Regions from separate parts of the Homo sapiens genome. Here region 2 is linked to region 1. The links are chromatin loops, found by intact Hi-C in ENCODE. Cell type or tissue: A673. All regions are shown on one strand. Links, peaks and the distances in the headings refer to the core of each region. The heading gives the core; the rest is flanking DNA. Region 1 overlaps LOC105369711 (a long non-coding RNA gene). Region 2 overlaps LOC105369711 (a long non-coding RNA gene).

The links. A loop is a pair of places that touch in the nucleus more often than their neighbours do. Peaks named below come from ENCODE experiments on the same cell type or tissue, not always from the same donor. Only the 100,000 strongest peaks of a DNase experiment are listed, where the experiment ranks them.
Region 2: it touches region 1 in a loop (5-fold over the local background); 1 of 110 quality-filtered maps calls a loop at or near these places.

Annotation. Positions count from the first base shown.
Region 1 is chr12:28,729,159-28,733,559 of GRCh38, forward strand. The region is part of intron 2 of LOC105369711 (a long non-coding RNA gene); the gene reads right to left. Among named protein-coding and RNA genes, the nearest start is that of FAR2, 420 kb to the right of the region's middle. In A673, for the core only: no CTCF peak of the experiment used is centred there; no DNase peak of the experiment used is centred there.
Region 2 is chr12:28,785,381-28,789,781 of GRCh38, forward strand. All of the region lies in intron 2 of LOC105369711 (a long non-coding RNA gene), which reads right to left. Among named protein-coding and RNA genes, the nearest start is that of FAR2, 360 kb to the right of the region's middle. In A673, for the core only: no CTCF peak of the experiment used is centred there; a DNase peak (open chromatin) is centred at 2,001.

The DNA of each region.
Region 1 (4,401 bases), core at 252-4,251:
AATTCAATAAACATGGAGAGTCAGTACTCATTTGGATAGAAAATTCCTTTAATTTCTTTGGATTGTTAGAACAGGCACCAGCAGAATTCTGCCTTCAGGAGAAAGCATTTCTTAGAAGTATGGTGGTATACCCATCTATATGAATGTACAGTGACCATCATCTATTTGGCTGGTTAGAAGATGTAAAACAAGCAGGTAAATACAAATGTGGGAAGGTAGGTCTTTGTTAGGCAACAATATACTTCAAGTGATGAGGCATGAGGATTATCTTAAACAATGAAGATATACAGTTTCTTCGTTCTCAGAAGTGCTAGGAGAGAGAAATGAAAGGCTAGCCAAACTGGAAGAGGAGGACCAAAAGTCTTGCACACTATAGTCAGAGCAATTCTTACTTTTGAAATTCAAACTTTCCTTTGAGTTTAGTGTTTAAAGGGCAATTGGCTGAAATAAAAATAACTTTGGTTAAAAACAAGTGGTGATTCAGTTTAAATGCTGAACAACATTCAGCTTCAACTGTTTTGAGAACAAGCTTATGCTGTGGGACAATTTGGATTAACAGTATTAGAAAGAAACCTGATCAAGGTCTTCAGTCTTTATCAAAAGAGATGAGTTTAGTGAAGTTAACTCCTTTCATCTCACCCCATCTAGGCAAAAACAAAGGGGACGGAGTGAGAAATGGAAGTTTAGCTAGATCTTTATGGCAAACAAAAAGTTTAAATAGGTTTTGAAGCTTTTTATAAAAAGATCTCAATCTATCTGTCAAGGTCATGAAAAGTATTTGTCTTTTTATTCAGACCTCATGATTAAAAGTACACTGGTATTCAGAATTTGCCAGTGGACAGTTGGGGTGGATAGAAGCTTCTTTAAATATTCCATATCACACAGTCATATAGTTAGCTATTTAGGTATTATGCCTTCTAAGCTATGACCAGTCAACCCCAAAACACCTCTGTCCAAAGACTTGATTCATCCAGATACAGAGATAAATAGAGTTAAACAGTTGAAAAATTTATGAAAGAAATGGGCTTGGTCTTTGGTGTGCTCAGCCAATTTTCTGTATTAGATTAATCATGTGCTTGTTATTCTCTATTTGTCCTGCTAGATCTGCACTCCACCCTTTTCCACTTTTCTCTGTGCCCAGGAGATTGATTTATATGGAATTCATCAACTGGAATCTTTCCTTGTTCTCTTTCATTTGCATTTGGCCAATGAGAGCCACTGGCAGGAGGCTTGAGGGTGGTGGGGGGAGGGACTGGAGTATTTTCCTTGCAGCCAACTTCCTTCCTGGCCAGGACTTGGCACTGGTTGCCTTCCTCTAATGAAGGCACTGTTTCCATCAGTGGTCCTCTCCTACAGCCTCTGCTAGAGCCACAGCCTTATCTGAGATTCCCTTTTCTCTTCAGGGATACAGACCCTTGCTGTTGCTAGCCTCTTGGTGTTTCTACTTCTGTTATTATTATTTTTTTTCAGTCCTGGCCTCATCACCATAGATAGTCTCTTCATTAACTCTGCTTAACAATGTTGTTTGGGTGTGCAATCTATGTCCTGTCAGTCTTAGATTGTTACACCACCTAAATCACATCTTCTGCAGATGTAAAAAGGGAGCTGGCACTAGTTAAATTGTTAATGAAATTATCCACCATCTATGTTTAATTATCCAATTTCAGTATATACATATAGTGGTTTCAGAATAGTCAACCCATGCTCCCATGGGAAACAACTTTACTAACTAAAGTACAGTGCTTACATGCAGTTCCTTTGCCTTTAGACTTATAATCCACTTATTTCCAAAGCTAATAGCTTTTGCTAAGTAACTAAGTTTGTTAATAGTAACTAATATTTTAAAATTTTATTTTATTCAAGAAATCTTGTTTGGTGTTAACTATGAGTCACACATGGAATTTACGAGTCTAGTGGGAGGGATAAACTAGTACACCTAGCCTTTACTTTACAAATTAATTTATTTCCCAAAACACTGCTGTTAAGTTCAAAACTGTTAAATAAGAAATTATTTCCATTTATTTTAATGGAAAAAATTTGATTTGTTTTTTCTTAATCCCAAATGTACAATTTTCAAAGATAGAAAGAAAAAAATATTAATGGAACAATTTAAACAAGTTCATGAATTAATTTATTTCCAAAACATTGCTATTAAGTTCAAAGCTGTTAAATAAGAAATTATTTTCATTTGTTTCAATGGAAAAACTTTGATTTGTTTTATCTTAACCTCAAATGCACAATTTTCATAGATAGAAAGAAAAAAAATACTGATGGAACAATTTAAACAAGTTTATATAAGGTATAAAACTTTGAAAGTGAAAAAGTAAAGTTTGTATATAAATTACAATGCTATAAACATTTGTTACATTTTCCAAAGTAAGAAGGAAAGACTAGATGCTAGATGGCAAGTGGTAATTGGGAATCTCATGGACAGCACAAGTTTGAGAATGCACAGAGTATTGAGAGAGGGACTGAGAGGAAAAAGTGAAAAATAAAGTCACTGGTATCTCAGTTCCTCTGCCTCCTACATCTCATCTTTTAAAAGGGTGTGCAATGTTCTTTATCTCCTTCCTCCATCAAATCAAAGAGTGATCTGATGATAGTTGTGTTATAGGATAAAAATATTATCAAGATCAAAGCCAAAACACATCATTAATAAGAGCTACCAGGGCTCTCACATGTTGTATAAACTGAAGTCACTGCCTTTTCCAATCTTAGGTCCGAGGCCTGAATTTATAAATCCTCCAAATGGAGGTGTTCCCACCATTTCTCTCCTTTTGCCTCACAGGACCCCATTACAGGGCTCCATTCTTACACTCTCCTCACCAATGGCTTCCACTGTTCTATTTTATTCTCTGCTTCCATTATAGTTTGGTGAACCAGTGCTTATACCCAGAGCTGACCATTCCATGATCTGGAGTTGTGTTGTCACAAACTGTTCAGCAGCAGGGACTGGCTGTTCCTCTGGGGAAAAGAAGGGTACTGCTACATATGGGCTGCCAAATGGGAGACAGATGGGGGGATGATAGGGATGATATTGGAGTCGAGGGATGGGGAACTCTGTAAGAAGGCCAGGAACCTCTGTGTGAGTCTACTTGAGAGGGAGGGAAATGGAGAGAGAAACTGGGCTGTTGGGAAACCTATTCTGAAAGCTTCACTTTTGGATAAACATCAGTATGTGAAGATGAAGATTAAGCTGTGAATAGAATGAAAGAAAGAATTTACATTTATGTTGCTTATAGCAAAGAGGAAAACCCCAAATTCTATTTCACTATTAAAAGTAATTTCCAAAACAATTGTTCCATTTATTATTTATGATGACTCTCAAATGCATATGAAGAGTTGAGGCCAGGAGCAGTGGCTCGCGCCTGTAATCCTAGCACTTTGGGAGGCTGAGGCAGGCGGACTACCTGAGCTCAGGAGTTTGAGACTATCCTGGGCAACATGGCAAAATCCCATCTCTACTAAAAATTCAAAAAAAAAAAAAAAAATTAGCCGGGCATGGTGGCTCACGCCTGTAGTCCCAGCTACTTGGGAGGCTGAGACAGGAGAAATGCTTGAACCCGGGAGGAGGAGGTTGCAGTGTTCCGAAATTGTGCCACTGCACTCCAGCCTGGGCAACAGAGTGAGACTCTGTCTCAAAAAAAGAAAAAGAAAAAGAAAAAAAAAAGAGTTGGTTCATTAATCCACTTGTTTATTCAACAAGTATTGATCACCTACAATGTGCAAGGGTCTGAGCCATATGCTGAGGACATAAAAGTATATCACATGGTTCCTATGCTTGAGAAGTTCATAAACTTGCTGTGAACACAATGAAATAGCTATCTGTAATGGAGAAAAATAGTTGTTACAACTATCATGATAATGTTATGATATGATGACATATGTTGTAGCTGTCATATAATGTTATGACAGTGACTATGATAATACATAGCTGAAGAAGTAGTTTACCTTATGTCAAAAGGTGGATTCCCCGGAAGCAGATCTTAAGGCAAGGATTTTTACATAAATGATCAGTTAAGGAAGTGCTCCCAGGAAAAGCTAATAAAGGCATGGAGAAAGTAGGACAAGGAAGGAAAAGAAACTGAGAAAGTGTGCAAATGTTAGGCAAAGTTGCAGTCTTAGTCTGATACTGTAGGGAAGTTGCAGAGTTTAAATAACACCTCAGAGTATGTTCAACTGGAGACAAAGGGCATGAGGCTTTCATACTCTGCATCAAGCAGTTATTGACTATGAGCTACCCTACAGGGGGAAGACATAAACTCCCAAGCACTCTCTATCTCTCTAGATGCAGGCAGAGTAACTCCAGCAGCCCAAGGGCAGACTCCCAAAAGGGTCTTGGGTGCAGGGACAGGACTGTTATAAGCAAAACTGTGCAGGAGCTGGGGGACTGATGTGTAG
Region 2 (4,401 bases), core at 291-4,290, 56 kb after region 1:
GTTATCTCATAGTTTCTATGGGCCAAGAGTTTGGGCATGGTTTAGCAAGGTCCTCTCCTGAGGGTAACACAAGGCTGTAATGAAGGTATCAATCAGGCTGTGTTTTCTCAGGAGGCTCAACAGGCTCAAAGAATCTACTATGCTCAGCCAGGCTATTGACAGAATTCATTTTCTTGAGGCTATATAACTGAGGACTCACATTTTGTTGCAGTCCTGTCTGGAGTTCTTTGCTGTGTGGGTTTCTCCAATGTAACTGCTTAATTCATCAAGCCAGCAAGGAGTCTCTCTTGCTCCAGTCTGCTAAGTTGGAGTGTTATATAACATAATGTAATCATGGGAGTAACATCCCATCACCTTTGTCACTTTGGCATTTTCTTTTTTCTTTTCTTTTCTTTCTTTCTTTCTTTCTTTCTTTCTTTCTTTCTTTCTTTCTTTCTTTCTTCCTCTTTCTTTCTTTCTCTTTCTTTCTTTCCTCCTCTCTTTCTTTCTGTCTTTCTTTCTTCCTCTTTCTTTCTTTCTCCTTCTTTCTTTCCTTCTCTCTTTCTTTCTTTTTCTTTCTTTTTCTTCTTTCTTTGCTTCTCCCTCCCTTCCTTCCTTTCTTTCTTTCTTTCTTTCTTTCTCTCTCTCTTTCTTTCTCTTTCTTTCTTTCCTTCTTCTTTCTTTCTTTCCTTCTTCTTTCTTTCTTTCTTTGCTTCTCCCTTCCTTCCTTCCTTCCTTTCTTTCTTTCTTTCTTTCTTTCTTTCTTTCTTTCTTTCTCTCTTTCTCTCTTTCTCTTTTCTTTCTTTTTTTTTTGAGCATTGACATGACACTCCAAGGAAATGTTTATTGGAGGATTTTAGATTTCAGATCTTTGGATAAGGAATGCTGAATCAGTAAGTATAATGCAAATATCCCAAAATCCAAAATTATTTGAAATCTGAAACACTTCTGGTCTCATGAATTTTAAATAAGGGATACTGAACCCATGTAAACAATCACTGAAACTTCAGGGGCAGATACGATTTCTGGGGAAGAGAGGACACAGGAAGAAAGATACAAGAATAATGGTTGAACCTCAGCCAAGATCTCTGAAATGTGGGAAGAAGAGATGTGAGGCAAACTGCAGAGTGAAACATCACTTAGAAAATCATCATAAAAAAATTAATAAAGAGTGGCATTTAATGAGCCATGTGCATTTAATGAGCTACTCTTTATTAAATATTTTATTAATGTTAAAAAAAAAAGCCTTCGTTGGAGACCCCAGCTTGCTTCTCAACCTCATGTGCCAGGATTATTTAAAGCACTTTACAGGTATTGGCTCACCTCATCCTCACAAAACCCTGTTAAGTAGGTACTAATATTATTTCCATTTTATAGAAGTAGAAGCTGAGGCAGAAGGTTTTTAAGTAGTTTATGCAAGGTTATGCAGCCAGGCTGATGATAGAATATGGCATTTGGCTGCTAGAGAAGACAGCTGGTAGAAGCAACTTCAGAAAGCCTGGACCTCATCCATGGTAATGACTGGCCTTGTCAGGATGGAAAAGTCACTGGATCCATTGATTAAGCGAGCACCTTTAAGAGCTGTGTCAACACAGTGATGGGTGTAGCATCCAAAGGCAGGACAAGAGAGTAGAGATTTCAACTTCTGTGGCTTAACAACTACACTCAGAAAAAGGGAAACAAAGATAAGCCTTCCTTGGAGATCCCAGCTTACTTTTCAACCTCATTTTATTCGTGATGCTTATATGATGTTTTAGTCCTTTTGTGTTGCCATAAAGGAATACATGAGGCTGGACAATTTATAAAGAAAAAAGGTTTATCTGGCTGAAGATTCCACAGGCTGTACAAGAAGCATGATGTCAGTATCTGCTTCTGGTGAGGGCCTCAGGCATCTCCCACTCATGGTAGAAAGCAGGGAAGAGCAGCTTCACATGGCGAGAGAGGAAAAGAGAGGGGGAGGGGGTGCTAGGCTCTTTAACAATCAATCATTGTGGAAGCTAATAGAGCAAGAACTCATTCATACTGTGAGGATGGCAACAAGCCATTCATGAGAGATCTGCCCCCATGACTCAGATACCTCCCACTAGGCCCCACTTCCAACATCGAGGATCAAATATCAACATGAGATTTGTAGAGGACAAATATACAAACTATATTATACTACATAATTAATGGTGATGATTTCCTTATTTCCATGCCTGTATTGATTATAATATTTAATATTTTATTACATATTATGATATATCTCCAATTATTTTGTTATTTATACATTAGACAGAGTAACTGTGTAACAAACTGGTTAAGAAGTTAGACTGACATTTCAAATTGTGGCTTTGAGCTTCGCTGTTTAGCTGCATGTTGATTAGCTAATTAAGCATTTTGCTGTTGTTCAGTTTCCTCATCTAACTGTGTAGATATAATATTTAAACACATGGTGTAGTTGTGAACATTAATTTAGTTAGTATATTTAAAATGCTTTAGAGAGACCCATAAATGCTAGCTTAGTGTCACCACTTCTTCCTAATTCCCTTATGAGCAACCCATGAAAAGAACCCACGTCTTCTATTATTTGGTAATAGTCTCTCTACTTTGATTAACTAGCACAATGGAAGGCATATGGTAGCTGCTGGAAAAGTGGATAAAGAAAAAGTCATATTGCCAGGAGGAATGTATGAGAATCACAGGTGATGTTAGAAGTGAAAAATCGAAATGAAAAGTTAAAAGAAAAAATAAGATTTGTTTTCAGAGTGAAAACAAAGATTAGATATGAAAACATCCTATAAATGTGCATTTGAATAAGACTGAGAAACTGGAGGATGTGAAGAAAAGGGAACCCTCGTACACTGTTGGTGGGAATGCAAATTAGTACAACCACTATAGAGAACTGTTTGGAGTTTCCTCAAAAAAACTGAAGATAGAGCTACCATACAATCCAGCAATCCCATTACTGGGTATATGCCAAAAAGAAAGGAAATCAGTGTACTGAAGAGATATCTGCACTCCCATGTTTATTGCAGCACTATTCATAATAGCCAAGATTTGGAAGCAACCTAAGTGTCCATCAACAGATGAATGGATAAAGAAATTGCAGTACATAGACACAATGGATTACTATTCAGCCATAAAAAAAGAAAAAAGAATGAAGGACATTATATTGAGTGAAATAAGCCTCACATGGAAAGACAAACATCACTTGTTCTCACTTATTTATGGGATCTAAAAATTAAAACAATTGAATTCATGGACATAGAGAGTAGAAGGGTAGTTATCAGTGGCTGGGAAGAGTAGTAGTGTGGTTGGGTGGGAAATGGGGATGGTTAATGGGTGCAAAAGTATAGTTAGAATAGATAAAATCTAATAATTGATAGCACAACAGGGTGACTACAGTCAACAATAATTCATTGTACATTTTGGAATAACTAAAAGAGCATAATTGGATTGTTTGTAACATAAGAAAAGCATAAATGCTTGAGATGATGGATACTCCATTTACCCTGATGTGTTTATTTCACATTGCATGCCTGTATCAAAACATCTCACGTGCCCCATAAATATATACTCCTACTATGTGGCCACAGAAATTAAAAATTTTACATTAAAAAAAAAAGACTGAAAAACTGGGACATATGAGCACAAAGCAGCATTTCCAGCTCTGACCTGACATTGTTTGTACAAAGCCATCCCAAGGGCATCAATAGGATGAATGTATGAAAAAGCTTTTTGTAAATTTCAAAGCCAGAAACACACATAATACAAGTACGGATTGAACATTCCTAATCCAAAACTCTGAAATCTGAAATGCTCCAGAATTAGAAACTTTTTGAGTGCTGAGATGAAGCTGAAAAGAAATGCTCATTGGAGCATTTCAGGTTTTGGAGTTTCAGATTAGTAATGATCAAATGGGAAGTATAGTGTAAATACTCCACCATTTGAAAAACAAACCTGAAATCCAAAACAATTCTGGTCCCAAGAATTTTGGATAAGGGACACTCAACTGTATTGGATTAATGAGATGACCTGTGAGTCTGAAAGTGAGTTACAATCAAGGCTTAGTTACTTTCCTAACTAAGTATCTGGATTATCTAAGCCTAGATCAGAAGATTTTCACCCACAAACCTGCTTGAGGGTTCCTTGTCTTGTGTTCTGGAGTGGCTACACAGGTAGGACCTCCCTTCTATTTTCTAGCTCCTGGCTTGTGCTTGGTGGAAGTAAACAAAACCATTTCAAGACAACATATTATGGTAGAACCCGGTCTGAGGAACTCTAGCTGGGATGGGTGGGTATCCTAGCACTACCTGGCCAGCTCAGGAGTCAGGTCTGGCTTGGGATGAGCCTTCTAAAGCCTGAGTTTAGAGTAGGTTCTTAGTTCAGAGTCACTGAACTAAGATGGAACTGGGGTCTTAAAATGCAAGCGCATCTCCA